2 separate regions of the Homo sapiens genome follow, and region 2 is linked to region 1. A link is a contact called in ENCODE POLR2A ChIA-PET data. All regions are on one chromosome and are shown on one strand. Each heading gives the region's core, a stretch centred on a gene start or an enhancer-like site at or near the end of the contact. The rest is flanking DNA. Distances are from core to core; before and after follow the strand shown.

The links. ChIA-PET counts read pairs that join two places held with the same protein, here RNA polymerase II (POLR2A).
Region 2: POLR2A ChIA-PET joins it to region 1 with 19 read pairs in activated naive CD4-positive, alpha-beta T cell. The contact joins two enhancer-like sites. POLR2A ChIA-PET finds 5 or more read pairs at or near these places in 3 of 52 experiments (OCI-LY7, activated CD4-positive, alpha-beta T cell and activated naive CD4-positive, alpha-beta T cell).

Annotation. Positions count from the first base shown.
Region 1 is chr15:59,000,021-59,003,878 of GRCh38, reverse strand. The region is part of intron 1 of RNF111 (ring finger protein 111); the gene reads right to left. Among named protein-coding and RNA genes, the nearest start is that of RNF111, 14 kb to the right of the region's middle. Within about 2 kb of position 1,423, at least 2 of the 41 ENCODE cell types and tissues checked have a DNase peak (open chromatin) inside an H3K27ac peak, as active enhancers do.
Region 2 is chr15:59,591,883-59,595,887 of GRCh38, reverse strand. No RefSeq gene overlaps it. Among named protein-coding and RNA genes, the nearest start is that of GCNT3, 18 kb to the left of the region's middle. Within about 2 kb of position 1,292, at least 5 of the 41 ENCODE cell types and tissues checked have a DNase peak (open chromatin) inside an H3K27ac peak, as active enhancers do.

The sequences.
Region 1 (3,858 bases), core at 174-2,673:
TGGTTCTCATTCAATAAATATTTATTGAAAGCCTATAATGAGCTAGGCACTTGTTTTAGGCACTGGCATCAGCCACGAACAGGACATAGAAAGTCTTTGCTCTCATGGAAATTACATGCAAATGAGACCAAAAAACCAAGATAATTTTAGAGCGAAACACGTGCTATTAAGAAAATACGCCACGTGCAGTGGCTCACACCTGTAATTCCAGCAGTTTGGGAGGCTGAGGCAGGCAGATCGCTTGAGCTCAGGAGTTCAAGACCAGCCTGGGCAACACGGCAAAACCCTGTCTCTACAAAAAATTTTAAAAAAATTAGCTGGGTGTGGTAGCACGCACCTGTAGTCCCAGCTACTGGAGAGGCTGAGGTGGGAGGATGGTTTGAGCCTAGGAGGTGGAGGTTGCAGTAAGCAGGGATCATGCCACTGCACTCCAGTCTGAGCAACAGAGCCAGACTCTGTCTCAAAAAAGAAAAAGGCCGGGTGTGGCGGCTCACACCTGTAATCCCATAACTTTGGGAGGTCAAGGTGGGCAGATGGCTTGAGCTCAGGAGTTCCAGACCAGCCTGGGCCACAGGGCAAAAGCATGTCTCTACAAAAACTTAGCTGGGTGTGGTGGTACATGCCTGTCCCAGCTACTCAGGAGGCTGAGGTGGGAGGATCGCTTGAGCCCAGGAGGCAGAGGTTGCAGTGAGCTGACATTGAGCCACTGCACTCCAGCCTGCGAAACTGAGTGAGACCTTGTCTCGAAAAAAGAAAAAAGAAAATTAAACAGGCAGTAGGATCACTTGAGGCCAGGAGTTCAAGGCTGCAGTAAGCTTTAATAGCACCTGTGAATAGCCAACTGCAATCCCGCGCTGGCAACATAATGAGATCTTATCACAAAAAAGGAAGAAAGAAAACAAAACAAATGTAAAGGTTGACCATCAACAGGATCCTCTCTAAGAAGCTAAAGACATGAATCATGACAAGAAACTAGCCACTAGTCAGTCAAGCCACACAATTCTAGAGGAAGAGTATTCCTGGGAGAGAAAAAATAGGAAAGACTATGTGACAGGAATATGCCTAACAGGTGCAAAGAACTAAAAGAAGGGAAGTGGAAGGAAAGGGAAATGGCACACAATGACATCAGAAGTAGTCAGGGCCAGATCAGGTAGAGCCTGTAGGGAACTGTGTGCCACATTTTTATTTCATTTTATCTTTACTAAGAACTATAGGGAACTGAAGATTACAGAAGTGACTTGCCTAAGACCTGATAGCAAAGCCTGGATCTAAATGACTATCTAAGTTGTTGAGTTTGGTCACTCTCTCTCTTTTTTTTTTTTTAATTAAATGCACAGTTATGAGGGCTTTCACTCAGAACTTCAGTTCCCATGACTACTTTTACATAAGATTATTACATATGTTACTCAACCGTACTTCCCGTATTTACCATGCAGATTTTCAGGAACTTGTCCCTCACATAAGAATGTTCTAATAAAGCATGGTAACTGCTACAAATAACAAAGTACCAAATACCATGGGAAAACGGAAGGGACAGCTATTAATTCTAAAGGAAAAACCTGAAAGAAGTTTAAGAGTTGATCTTTAAAAGTAAAATTTCAAGTGGAGAATAAGGATAAGGATACATCAGAGAAATGGCGGGAAGATAGTCAAGAAAATAGAATGGTGAGTTTTAACCAACACTATACAGTAGTCTCCCCTTAACCACAATTTACTGTCTACGGTTTCAGTTACCTATGGTCAACCATGGTCCAAAAATATTAAAGAAAAAACTCTAGAAATAAACAGCTCACAAGCTTTAACCGCTTATGAATGCCTACACAGTGCCCATGTCATTAACCTCATTTCGCCATTTTATCATCATTTTCCGTCATCACAAGAAAGGTGAGTACAATATTTTGAGAGATGACATTCACACAATTTTTATTAAATATAGTTATAAATTTTTTTATTAGTTATTGCTATTAATGTCTTACTCTGCCCAATGTATAAATTAAACTTTATAATAGGTATGCATGTTGTGGCTGTTAAGCATCTACTGGGGGTCTTGGACTGTATCCCTCATGGATAAGGGAGGACTACTGTACTTAGTTCTTTAAACATGATTTCATAAAAAATAAAATAAAATCCCATGATAATGTATGTTTTGTAGGTGTTCTGTAACAAATCTTATATCACATGATTTTCTTCACTTAATAAAAGTATTAAGTATTTTCTATTAAAGAACCTAGCTGTCAAAATAGACTTAGTCTTCCTAAAGTGAACCTATTCGCCAAATGTGGAGAGCCCATTTCCATGTCACTAATATAACTTTTTCCTGGTAAAACTGTCATGATTATCAAAAGCAAAAGTTCACATTTTTTAAAAACATGGTAAGTTATACAAGACCTTTATTTCAAATCTCCCTCCAATCCCCACTAAACTGATAGTAAAAAGAATTTTTTTTTAATCAACAACAAAAATAGGAACTAATAGCAGGCAAAGTAGAGATGGCAATAGAATCCTGTTACCTGATTGACAGGAAATCCAGAAAAGAGAAGAGAGGTAAAAAATGGCTAAGAAGTTATCAAAGGCAATGTAAATATTTCATATAACTGAAGAACATGAACCCTTCATACCTCTGTTCTCAGAGACCACCATTCTCCTCCTCACCTACTCCACTAAAGCCCCAGTAGTTTCTAGGCTATTTCTCAAGCAGGTCAACCATGCTATGGCTAGTCACGCTGCCTTGAATGCTCTTCCCCCAGATAACCACGAGGCTCACTCATTCACTTCCTTTACATCTGTGTTCAAATGTTTCCTTATCCATGATACCTTCCCTGACCACCTCACATTAGTAGTTAATACCAACATTAAAATTTTTGTGGAAAGGCAAAAAAATAAAAAGTTAACCCCACCCTCTATCTTCCTTTTCCAGCTCACTTATTTCCACAATGACCATCTACAACTTTGTTTCCCCACCAGAGCAGATTTCGTTTTGATCACTACTATGTGCCCAAAAGCTTAGAACACATATTTGGCATTCAATAGGCATTTGCTGAATTGTTCTTTAAAATAATCAAAAATTCTGACATAACTGAAAGATGGGATGAAAGGAGAATAGTGGGCTCATCTACCATCAAAAATTGGTTAATTCTCTGCAGCAGCAGTTATCTTTTTTTTTTTTTTTTGAGACGGAGTTCAGCTCTGTCACCCAGGATGGAGCGGAGTGGTGCCATCTTGGCTCACTGAAACATCTGCCTCCCAGTTCAAGCAATTCTCGTGCCTCAGCCTCCCGAATAGCTAGGATTATAGGCGCCCGCCACCATACCTGGCTGTTTTGTATTTTTCGTAGAGACAGGGTTTCCCCAAGTTGGCCAGGCTGGTCTCAAATTCCTGACCTCAGGTGATCCGCCTGCCTCGGCCTCCCAAAGTGCTGCAATTACAGATGTGAGCCACCAGGCCCGGTCCTGAGGTCCTTCATAATCTTAAAAATGGGCCGGGTGCCTAGCAGTTTGAGATCAGCCTGGACAACATGGTGAAACCCGTCTCTACTAAAAATAGAAAAATGAGCCAAGTGTGGTGGTACATGCCTGTAGTCCCAGCTACTTGGGAGGCTGAAGTGGGAGGACTGCCTGAGCCCAGGAGGCAGAGAATGTAGTGAACTAAGATCTCACCACTGCACTCTAGCCTGGGTAACAGAGAGAGACCCTGTCTCAAAAAAAAAAAAAAAAAAGGGAAAAAAAAAATCACTGGAAGATCTGAAAAAGCTTTTATTATATGGGTTATATCTACTGATACTTATTGATATGGTCTGGATCTGTGTCCTCAACCAAATCTCAGGTCAAAGTGTAATTCCCATTGTTGGAGGTGGGGCCT
Region 2 (4,005 bases), core at 43-2,542, 590 kb before region 1:
AAACTGTGGGAAGCTTGGGTTCCGGGAAGACATCCTGGAGGAAGTGGCATTTAGGCTAATACTTGATGGGTGAGCAGAGATCAGCCAGACAAACAACAGGAGAAGCAGGAACCACTGAGCTGAAGGTCCAACACAGTGGCCTGAGCCTCGAGTCACAATGCCTGGCCTTGTCTCAATGTGTGCTCAGGTATTTCTCTTGCCTTCCTTTTGGCTTCTGAAAATAACCAGGCTCTTTATCATCTCTGGACTTTGATTCAGGCTGCTCTCTCTGCCTCCTCAGCTTGCCTGCGACTTCCTCTAGGCAGCCTCCCATGACCCTTCCCTGGGTTGAACGCACCTCTTCCTAGTTTTTTTTTTTTTTTTTTAAAGAGCGCGTCACACTGCCACCCAGCTGGAATGCAATGGCGTGATCTCAGCTCACCTCACAGTGACCTCCACCTCTTGGGCTCAAGCATCCTCCTGCCTCAGCCCCCCAAATAGCTGGAAGTACAGATGTGTGCCACCATACCCAGTTAATTTTTTTATTTGTAGAGATGGGCTTTCACCATGTTGCCCAGGCTGCTCTCGAACTCCTGAGCTCAAGTGATCCACTCGCCTCCACCTCCCAAAGTGCTAGGATTGCAGGCCTGAGCCACCATGCCCAGCCCCTCTTCCTAGCTGTCATACCATCCTGAAATGCTTCCTCATCATACTATTTCCCACACTCTATACTTGGCTATGTTGTCAGTTCCTCCAGTACAAGGATTATGCTTCCTTGTTCACTTTTTAATCCCTAATATCTTACAAATAACAACAACTAAGATATACTGAGTCTAAGTATGTGCCAAATGCTGTTCCAAGCACCTAACATTTAGTTCTCACAACAAATCCTATAAGGCAGAGAGACACTGAGTAACTTATTCAAAGTTATAACAACTGGTAGGTGGCAGAGCCAGAATTTATACCCTGGCAGAGAAGCGCCAGGCCTACCTACTTCTCCACTCCAGTCCAGCTGCCCACACTGCAAGTAAAATAATTCCTAGTCAGGCTGGCCAACTCCTAGTACAATTCTAGATCAGGCTGGGCTACTTCCTGGCTGGGGAACTCCCTTGGATATAACCTTTCTCTTCCCTGTGCCTGTTTCTTCAACCATAAAGATAGATAAAGTGGATCCTAACTGGAAAAAGTAACTTGCCCAGAGTAACACTGATGAATTCATGCTCAGGGAATCCAGCTTCAAGGTCAGTTTGCTTAGCCTCACACTCATTGCCTGGGGAACACGTAACTGTTTGTGGAGTGTGTGATAAAGTGGTTGGATGGATGAGACTGCCCAGCTCCGAAGGAGGAAGGATCACTGAATTCTAAGACACATTTCATTCAGTACCCTAGTGACTCATGCTCTCCTTGTGAAGAAACTTACAGAAAAAAGCATGTCAACAGCAGTCAACATATTATTATTTTACAAAAACTCAATATTTTACCTGCTTTTTTGAAACTTTTTCTCTTGACAATATACTGAAAGTCATTCCATGGTAGTACATTGAAAGCTACATTTTTCTTTTTTTTCTTTTTTCATTTTTTTCAACACCCTGGACAACACACTAAAACTACCTTGTTTTTAAAGGCCACAGATTACCTCTTCAGTTATGCTTGAGTTACAGTATATTTAAATAATCGTGTTTTTAACAAAAAGTAGTTATTTACAATGCATTTCTAATTACAAAAATAGCTGTATTAAAATACACACATATATTGAAAGCTGTGTCAACATTTAAATTTTATAAAATACATGTGTATATATATTTGTGCAGCTATTTTTATAGAATTATTAGAAGTATAATTTCTGGGTCACAGCTTTAAAAGTGTTTGATACTTCTCAAAAGGTTTTATCCACTTAATACAAAAGTACCTGTTGGGTGGGCATGGTGGCTCACACCTGTAATCCTAGCACTTTGGGAGGCAGAGGTGGGAGTGGTGGTATGCAACTGTAATCCCAGCTACTTGGGGGGCTGAGGCGGGAAGATCACTTGAGCCCAGGAGGTCAAGGCTGCAGTAAGCTGAGATTGTATCCCTGCACTCCAACCTGGGTGACAGGCTCTCTCAAAAAAAAAAAAAAAAAAGATAATGTTTAAGAAATAAATAAAATAAAGTACCTGTTTACCCCTTGTCATCATCTGGTATCATCTGGTACTTTTGTCTTTCCACAATCAATAAATTAAATAATGACATCTTACTGTAGTTTTAATCTGTTTCTTTGATTAGTAGTAAGCTTGAGCATTTTTTCATAGTTTGGGGGACCATTTGCATTTCTTATTTTTTTCTTTTTTAGAGACAGGGTCTCACCTTGCCACTCAGGCTGGAGTGCAATGGCAAGATCACGGCTCACTGCAGCCTTGCCCTCCTGGGCTCAAGCCATCCTTCCTCCTCAGCCTCCTGAGTACCTGGGACTACAGGTGGATGCCACCCCACCCAGCTAATTAAAAAAAAAAAAAAAAAAAAAAAAACGTGTAAAGGTGAGGTCTTGCTATGTTACCCAGGATGGTCTAGAACTCTTGGCTTCAAGCAATCCTCCCACCTTGGCCTCTTAAATTTCTTTACTATTAACTTTTTTCTCCATATTTTCCTATTGGAGTGTTAGCTGATTTTTATTAATCTGTGAGAGTTCTTTCAGCTTAATGTCTATTCCCTCTTTGTTCTGGTTTTGTAGACATTGTATCCTAGTGTACTGTTCAACTTTGACTACGTTTTATGGGGTTCTTTCCTAGGGGCAACAGTTAATATACAGAAGATTGCATTGATTTTGTGTAGCCAAATTTATCCACACTTTCCTTTTGGCTTCTGAGCTTCAATATAATGCTTAGAAAACCCATTTCCATTCCAGAGTCATATACATATTCACTCACATTTTCTTTTAACAATTTTTATGATTTTTTAATACTTAAATTCTGGATCCACCCAGAATATATTTTGATGTATGAAATGAAGTAGGAAAGGCAATGATCATGCTAGAACTAAACAGCTGTGCTTTGAAATAAAGCTTTGTGGTAGGGCGCAGTAGCTCATGCTAGTAATCTCAGCACTTTGGGAGGCTGAGGTGGGTGGATCCCTTGAGGCCAGAAGTTTGAGACCAGCCTGGGCAACACGGTAAAACCCTGTCTCTACAAAAAAAAAAAAAAAAAAAAAAAAAAAACTAAAAAATTAGCCAGGTGGGGTGGCATATGCCTATTGTCCTGACTATTTGGGAGGCTGAGATAGGAGGATCGCTTGAGCCTGAGAGGTCAAGGCTGCAGTGAGCTGTGATTATGCCACTGCACTCCAGTCTGGGCAACAGAGTGAGACCTTGTCTCATTTAGGAAAAAATAAAAAAAGGCTAGGCTCGGTGGCTCGCGCCTGTAATCCCAGCACTTTGGAAGGCCAAGGCGGGTGGATCATGAGGTCAGGCATTCGAGACCAGCCCTGGCCAACACAGTGAAACCCCGTATCTACTAAAAATACAAAAGATTAGCCAGGCGTGCTGGCACGCTCTTGTAATCCCAGCTACTCAAGAGGCTGAGAAAGGAGAATCACTTGAACCTGGGAGGCGGAGGTTGCAGTGAGTCGAGATTATGCCACTGCACTCCTTCCTGGTCAACAGTGTGAGACTCCATCTCAAAAAAAAAAAAAAAAAAGAAAGAAAGAGAAAAAAGAAAAAGAAAGAAAGCTTTTGGCCTTTTAGCTTGGCACTTCCAAAAAATGCCAAATACCAATAGCGGAGAGAGTGATGCAGACCTAAGGAAACAGAGCTGCCCTGACATGCCACTGAGTTCCGAAAATACATTTGTTTTTGGATAATGTAAAACACCAGTCACTGATTTTGAATAACCGCACACTGCCAGTGATTTTGTAGAGGAAAGTTATGTAATTCATTTGAAAAAGGAAGCAAACAACCCAATCTTAATTGATATAAACATGGAATTTTATTACCTCTAACGGGAAACATCTAATCTTGGCCACATTCTGAGTGGCAGAGCCCACATACCTTGGGTG